3 separate regions of the Mus musculus genome follow, and all the other regions are linked to region 1. The links are chromatin loops, found by intact Hi-C in ENCODE. Cell type or tissue: gastrocnemius. All regions are shown on one strand.

Evidence for each region. Hi-C counts contacts between places; a loop is a spot of excess contacts. Peaks named below come from ENCODE experiments on the same cell type or tissue, not always from the same donor. Only the 100,000 strongest peaks of a DNase experiment are listed, where the experiment ranks them.
Region 2: it touches region 1 in a loop (2.3-fold over the local background); 8 of 42 quality-filtered maps call a loop at or near these places.
Region 3: a loop joins it to region 1, with 2.2 times the contacts of the local background. A loop is called at or near these places in 5 of 42 quality-filtered maps.

The regions. Positions count from the first base shown.
Region 1 is chr7:143,462,583-143,465,082 of GRCm38, forward strand. It overlaps Gm33663 (a long non-coding RNA gene), which reads right to left. Exons shown (of 3, transcript XR_378640.3): 3 at 753-2,049. Among named protein-coding and RNA genes, the nearest start is that of Gm33663, 2.7 kb to the right of the region's middle. In gastrocnemius, a CTCF peak has its summit at 1,507 (motif pointing left); DNase peaks (open chromatin) are centred at 1,492 and 2,410; H3K4me3 peaks cover 645 bases.
Region 2 is chr7:143,313,098-143,315,597 of GRCm38, forward strand. The region is part of intron 11 of Kcnq1 (potassium voltage-gated channel, subfamily Q, member 1); the gene reads left to right. Among named protein-coding and RNA genes, the nearest start is that of 4933417O13Rik, 16 kb to the right of the region's middle. In gastrocnemius, no CTCF peak of the experiment used is centred here; a DNase peak (open chromatin) is centred at 1,028; H3K27ac peaks cover 953 bases.
Region 3 is chr7:143,407,807-143,410,306 of GRCm38, forward strand. All of the region lies in intron 15 of Kcnq1 (potassium voltage-gated channel, subfamily Q, member 1), which reads left to right. Among named protein-coding and RNA genes, the nearest start is that of Cdkn1c, 52 kb to the right of the region's middle. In gastrocnemius, no CTCF peak of the experiment used is centred here; a DNase peak (open chromatin) is centred at 1,091; H3K4me3 peaks cover 1,076 bases; H3K27ac peaks cover 2,481 bases.

The DNA.
Region 1 (2,500 bases):
CCTCCAGGGTCTCCCCAACAGTCCAAATATCCAGGCTGCAGCTGTCGAGGCTAGAGAAGGTCCACCCTGCCCACAACCTAGGCCAAAGCTGCTGAGAGGACTGACTGAACGTGCTCCCTGGGGTGTGGAGCTACTGGGCCCTATTTGTTGGGAGAAGCAGTCTAGACAGCCAGATAGATCATCTGTGCTGCAGGCTGCCTCACTGGGCATCCCTACCCCAGGATGCTTGCATCACTTGCTTTCTCCTTTCATATTCCCGTTTCATCTGCTTGTTTGTCCGTCTCCACACAGGTTAAAGTGAGCCCTCCACAAGTCTGTAACGGTGAAGTTCCATCAATGCTAGCTAGCATCAACAGACCTGGTAAGCACACTGCTTCCAGAAGCAGGGTTAAGTTCCCCATCTAGCCCTCCAACCCAAGGGACCTGTAGGTAAGTAAACATTTGTCTGGCTACAAGAATCGTCTTCTATTTTTGACATTAAAAATACATCCAAAGGAAACAAGAACATTTTTTTTAACTGTGTTGCTGCGGAGAGTTGGGGGATGGAGCGCTGGTCTGGTGCCCTGGCTCATCAGACGCAAGTTTCCTGACTTCTTTCTTGTGTGGTGTGAAGGGGTATAAGCCGTGGGACCTCGACCTTGGACCTGGTTAGCAAATGAGTCTCTCCCGAAATCTTCCCCCATACCCTTGGGCAGAATGGGTACTTCACCTCTTGCCTCTCCCAGAGCTCCCAGAAAGACCACACATCCAAAGACCATTTCTGCCACCAATTGTTGGCGATATTTCTGTGTGCACCCAATTACATTACAGCCATAGGAGCTCTTTTTCTATGTGCCCACCTGACTGGCCGAATGAGGAACAGAATGAGGGCTGTGGCAAGACTCGGGCACAGCCACGCTGCCAGTGATTGGACTACGAGATAAAATTTGAAAGCTGGAGGTGACTCAGTGGTATGGCACTTGAGATACTTCTCAAGTATGAACGCTGGCTCTGGGTTCCATCCCCAGGGCCGAAAACAAACGAATGAATGAATAGATAGATAGATAAATAAATTTTGTGTCCTAAATCGCTAAAATCCACGGCGCAGTTACTGACTGAAGCTAAAACACAACAGTAGGCAGGCGGACACTTCAGCAGTCTGTTGCGAGGAGGAAACGGGCTGCCTATATTAAAACCTTGCTGTGGCTCCTAGGCGATTAAGGCCAGCTTAACCTACACCCTCCAGCTCTTCGAACCAACTCCGAGATTTGATTAGTGAATCGTAACACAGGAAGCCTATTGGCCCCAGCCCTCCTGCCTTTTCATTCTTAGAGGAGCCTGGAGCAGCTAAGTCAGTTTAGTTTCCCAGAACGTCCCCGGATCGCACTCACAACAACCCGCATAGCTGGTCAGCTACGGGGACTCCAAGCACCCCCAAGGAAGCCGGGTGTTCAGGGTCTTCCAGCCCCTGGCCAGAACAGAGTCCGAGTCTAGGAGGCCTGTCCTTGGCTTCATGCTGCCCCCTGGTGGCCGACTTGAACATCACCAGTTTCTTGGCTGCCTCATGCCTCCCTTTCTTGCCTGCGTGGATGGCTCTCCTGGTCATCCCCACCCCTGACCCAGAGCCCCAGGTTCTGGGGCCTTCCCGGAGTAACCAAGTGTAGAGTTGAGACTTGTCTCCCCTCTGGCTCTTAAAGCTGCCTTCTCAGATTCTAAGACCCTGAGCTGTCATATCAGATAAATTAAGGCCTTGAAGAATTTTCCATGAAACCCTGAGCCACATGTCACCCATCCATCAAGGAAGGTGGAGAATGCAGTCCCAGGGTCAGGACTAGAGGGAGAAGGCCGAAGGGCTGGGTGACACACTTTCTTGCCTCTGGAGACTCCTGGAGGGTCATGGACAGAGAACAGTCCTCCCACAGCCCTTCTGGGGTCTCTTCATATGGGTGACAGGGGTCCAGCTGCCTTCCTGATAATGATGCACCTTCAAGAAATCCAAAAGTGTCTCCATCTTGTGCCTACTGTGGGCTCTGACCAGCATCTGATTTGATCCTGCTTTAATCTAACACCCTGGAGAGAGAGAACAGGGCAAAGACAAAGGCTCAGAGAGATTCAGCACCCTGCCTGAGATCACTCAGCAGTCAGAGTCACTGGTCTCTTAACTAACACTTGGACCAAGCCCTGGATGGAGTTTGACTCTGTTTGCGATGGCGGGAGCCCCTGGAATGTCCCCCCCCCCGTAGTCCCCCAAGTCTCCAACTCCTGCCCTGTTGGTTGGACTGGAGGCTCCGAGGGGTGTGTGCGGTTACAGAAGAACCCCGCCGCCCCAGCAGTAAGCAGCTCCCTGCGCGCACTTGGCGGGGCCCCAGGCGGGCGCAGGGCGAACGCCCTCCCGCACCAGTTCCCGCGCTCGGCTCGCCCCGCCCCCAGGACGGGCTGTTCTTGGGGCCGCTGCCAGACACGTCCTCCGCAGGTGCCGGCCTCTCTCCGGTGACGCGGCCACATGCGGCCCAGGCTCCGA
Region 2 (2,500 bases), 150 kb before region 1:
ACCACTGAGCACCCTGCCTCTGACCTCTCCTACATTAATTGTTCCCACAGTTACAGGGGCATCCCTGTCCCCAGAGCACTGACCAGGCCACAGAGACTAGAGTCTAGTCCCAGGCCACCTCATCTATCTTAGGACCCAGGACTACATTAGTAGTCATTTGTATTATACTTTTGTATAGCTATTTATGTTGTGTAAGTTTGCTTTTTACTTTTGACCATGACTATCTCCTAAATAATGTGACCCACTCTGTGCCAGACTCAGTGGCTCTGACACTAGGAAAAGAAATTAGGAACGAGGCACAAAGCTCAAGGGCTAAGCAAAAACATGGTGGAGGTAGATTGGGGACACATGGCAGAAAGATTGCTATAAGGCTGTGGCTCTCCTGATCTGCATACTGAGTTTCAGGCTAACAAGGCCTACAAATCAAGACTCTATTTCACAAGCACTTAAAATAAGAAATTCTAAAGAGCCTCAGTCTCTTCGTCCCAGGTCCATCTAACAAACCTGGGAGGCAGCTTCAGGTGGAATCTGTGGCTAGTTTGCAGAGCCACATCAGGGAAGCTGACCTCTGGTCAGACACTGAGGTCTCCTGGCTCTTCAGGACAGAATGTGTCCCTCCCCCATCACCGGTCCAGTTTGTGCCCCAGGGCTCAGCTTCAGGTATCTAGGGCTCTTGAGTAATGGCTAGGCAGACAAACAACTTCAGTACTGCAGGCTGGTGAAATTCTACAGCCTGTCTCCCAGTGTGCCTTATCTCAAAGGCTCCCTAGTCGCCCAGCCCTGCAGCTCCAGGATTCCAAACTCCTGGTTGGGGTAGGGGAACACTGGAAGGTCCCCTGTGGAAGGGGACCTCTGGAAGCCAGTTCCCTCTGCTGAGTGGTGTGGAACTTGGTGGCTCACACCGGGCCATGGGTCCTGGTATTTCTAGTGTAGAACAACCACTATTTCCGTGTTTTGAGGGAGCCACGAGCAGTCTGGAGCAAGCACTACGTGCGTCCTGCATATTGGGCAACCGAGGGCGTGGCCCCTGGCTATGGGCCAGACACACAGTCCAAGCTCAACAAATCCCCACTGAGCAAGTCCAGGAATCCTGATGTCAGGTGTGGAACTATTTGGCGGGCCCCTGATTAGCTGGCCAACTACCAAGTGACAAACTGAAGATTTACACCAAATATGAAGCCTCCCCAGCTGTCCTTCCTTCTCTCTCTGCTTGTTCAGTGTGGCAAGGGTGGGGCTTTAAGGACCCTGGTTACTGTTATAAAGAATCTTGTGTTCCCTTTTCACTCCCAGCAGAAAGGTTACATGGGTTTCTACAAGGCATTGTAGATTATGACCAGCAGTGACTAGTGTTGATTAGGGGATGGGAAATAAGATGGCCCCACAGTGATTACATGGATAGACATCTCCCCATGTGTTTAATCGCAGCCCACCCTGCATTTGCTGTACATGCAGTCTCTCTTCAAATCTTTGTCCAGCTATGGGAAGCCACAAAGCAAAGAAAACACAGTGACTTGCAGGTAGCCAGACAGAATTCTCCATCCCTGCCTCCAAGCCTTTTTCTATCAAGACAACTAAGTGACTCTTTTCACACCAGGGCCAGCATTAGGACAGGTAAGAGAGGACAGACCCAGGAAGTCATTGCTTCCCCCAGGACTATTATTTCCTAGCCTGGCCCTGCTTTCAGGAACATTTTTAAGCCTGTATTGTTGGCTCTCTAACTTTGTTTAAACACACAATCTTGTAAGAGTAGAAGAGAAGAGGCATGGGCAGCCAGGAGTACAATGAACAGCTGTGGGAACAAAGGAGAGCCAGGAAATGGAGGCAGAAAGTAAAAAAGCCACCCTCCAGGGGCTGAGACCTGTGAACCTATCTGGATCTCAGGGAAAAACACCCTTAAATGCTCACTTTGTCCCAAGTCCCCAGGGTCTGCTCCCTTAAAAAACAGAGCTCAGCACCCTCTGTGTGTGTGTGTGTGTGTACACCACAGCATGTGTGTGGAGGTCAGAGGACAACTTGTAGTTGATTCTTTCTTTCTACCATGTGGGCTCTGGAAATCAGGCTCGGGTCATCAGGTTGGTTGGTTAAGTACCTTTCCCGTCTGAGCACTCTCACCAGCCCTGACATCCCAGCTCTTTAAGGATCATGGAAAAAGAACTCAACTTGGCTGTGTTGTCTTGATTCTGAGGCTGAGAAGGGCTCATCTGCTGAGAAAGTAAGTCAAGTTTTATTCTGATGACAGGGCATCGCCTCGAGGTCCCATGGTTCAAGGTCTGTGGGACTGCTCCCTCCAGGAGTTGAGCACTAGGCTGACATGGAACATGCCCCATCCTGGTCTCCCTTCTCAGATGAACTCCCAGATGACAGGGCTGACATGCCCCATTGTGGCTTAAACCCTTCGAGGACTCTCCCTGTCCTCGGGGAGGAGCTGGGAGCTCTGCTCCAGCCAAACATGTCTTCATCTTGCCTTCCTTCCTCCAACTTCCTCTGTACCCTCCTCCCA
Region 3 (2,500 bases), 55 kb before region 1:
GATTAGACATGAGCTAGACTCTTCCCTCATACTATCCCAGCTTTCAGTGGCCTGACTCAGCTGCCCAGTTGCCAGAGGGAGGCTGAGGGAGGTCCTTCCAGACACAAACCTTCCCGATCCTTGCCTGCTTAGCTCAGCATCCTTCCAGGAAAATGGGCGGGTTTCCTGTGGAAGAGTCCCAGTGCCAGGAGAATGAGCCCTGAAGGGTGACAGAGCACCTACAGCTCCGCTACCCTCCCTGTCAGGCACCCCTCCCATGTGCCTGACTCCACCCCACGGACGCTTGCTTTCTTCGGGTTAGATGTCCTCCGTTGTTCTTGGCAGATATTTCCTGAATGTCTGCTATGTACTCTGGGAACACGGGGAGTGGGGAGAGGCAGGGGGTGCAGTATGTGGCCCTGCCCTTGAGGAAGTCATGTACAGTGAGCCATGGACAGTAAACAGGCAATAAATTGTCCTCTGTGAGGCTGTCAGGAGAGGAGGAGGAAGCACCCAAAGCAGTCATTCACACTCCAGTATGAATGAGCGCCTCTGGAGCTCTGCTCAATAGCAGACCAGACTAGGGTGGCCTCCCATTTCCAAGGACTAGGACAAGGGTGGGGAGTATTGTAGAGAGGAGGCAGGGCAACTCCCTCCCTTACCATAGTTGCTTCATCAACACCCCGAGTTCCCTAGCTGCATCCCTGAGACTCCTGGTAGTCCCCACAATAACACCCTACCCCCACCTTACCCTGGTCTCTGCCCCTTCTGCCCCCTGTACCCTCTCCACAAGGCCTCACCCTCCCCACCATCCTGGAAACGATTTTGTTGTCTACAGAGATTATGTGTAACTGACTGTGAGTTATAAGTCTCCGGAGCGAGCGAGCAGCCTGTTACCTAACCAGGCCTGGCTCGTGCCAATGTCTTGAGTAATTATTGGGGAGGGGGGCCTCAGCCCGCAGCCGAACCTCTCCAAGGGAATGCTATTGTTTTTCACGTCAGCTGTGCCTTGGACAGAAAACTGTAGGAATGAGATGGGGTGGAGGGTGGCTTAACTCTTTGGGCCCTGTCTGCCCTAGCTTCTCAGGGCTGCCTGGCAGAGAGCAGGCCCTGTCGGGGGTCAGAACCCCAGGCCGAGCCGGCAGCCGCCACTTGGCAGAGCCTGTGGAAACCACCGTGCAGCTCTGTGCAGACAGTTGTGGAAACTTGGGCGGGCTGTCAGTTCACCCAGCCAGCATCTCAGCCCTTTCTCCCGCTCCTGCCCCTGCTTCCACAAGGCTCACCTGCAAGCCTACAGCTGTCATAGGAAATACCGTGCTTGTTTGGGGCCCAATAAGGCTCAAAAAGGACCAGGCCTGGGGCAGCAGGCATCACTAGGTCCTCAGCCTCCCCCCAGCTTAGCTGGATCTCTGCCTGCTCTAGAGGAACCCACAACCCCTTCCTACTGGTATTCTCAGCCCACTGGCACCACATGGTTACAGCCAGACCCACTGAGGTAGGGCACAGTGTTCTTGTGGCAAGCCTTAAGGCCAGGGAGAAAGAGGCAGGGTGGGTACCACCAAGCAGTGGGTGGCATGGGAGCTGCATCCTAAGGATTCTGGGCTTTGTGGTCACTCAGAGCTAGTCATGTGGCTTAAAACACAGCTCAGAGGTAACTTATATGTGGATATGTCAAGCTAGGAGTAGAATGTGCTAGGTCTCAAGGAGCAAGCAGAGCATCGGCCATGCTGTGAGGAGGGCAGTGCAGATTGGTTGAGCTTTGGCTGAGATGATGACTGTGGTGTCTCAGTTAAGAGCTTCCAGGGGCCTAGAGCAGCAGTCAGACCAGGAATCGCCTCTGCTCTCTGGATGCTTCTCTGTCTACAAAGTGGCACCCCTATGGCTTCTCCCAGGGTTGCCATCACCTCTGCATTTCAGTAGCAGGAAGAAGGAAAATACCTGAAGAACAACCTCCCTCCCCACACAGCCTGGTTACCTGAGAGGCCCCTGTTAGCTTTTCTTCTGTCCAATGACCAGAGGGCAGTGTACCACTACACGGACCCCCTAGTGAATTAAGTGGCTAATTCAAGGTTCTTTTGCTAAAGGAGGAAGTGCTTTGTCTTTGTCTGAGAGCAAACCCATGTGTTTCAGAGGGAAAGAATTCTGATAGGAACTGGGTGTTGGAAAGAGAGCAAGGAGTTCATAGACCCTTGGGGGCTCAGTCTGAGTCTTAAGAGACAGGCTCAGCAGGCCTGATTCCCTGGGATAAAGACAAGACTGACAGGCAATCTGCAGAGCTCAGCTTAGGATAGGTCAAAGTTAAGAGCCTCTCAGATTCCTAAGTGGTGAGGTCAGACACCGGCAACTTTGTGACCCAGGGAGCCTTGAGGGTGCAGACTGGCATCACTGTTGTATAGAGGCATTAAAGTTTGGCGTGGTGAAGCCATCAGCAAAGGTATGAGGGCAGGACTCAGAAGACCTAGGAGGAGGTGGTGGTAGCCAACCTGGAGATAAAAGACCCAGGAAATTTGCCTCTTTAGAG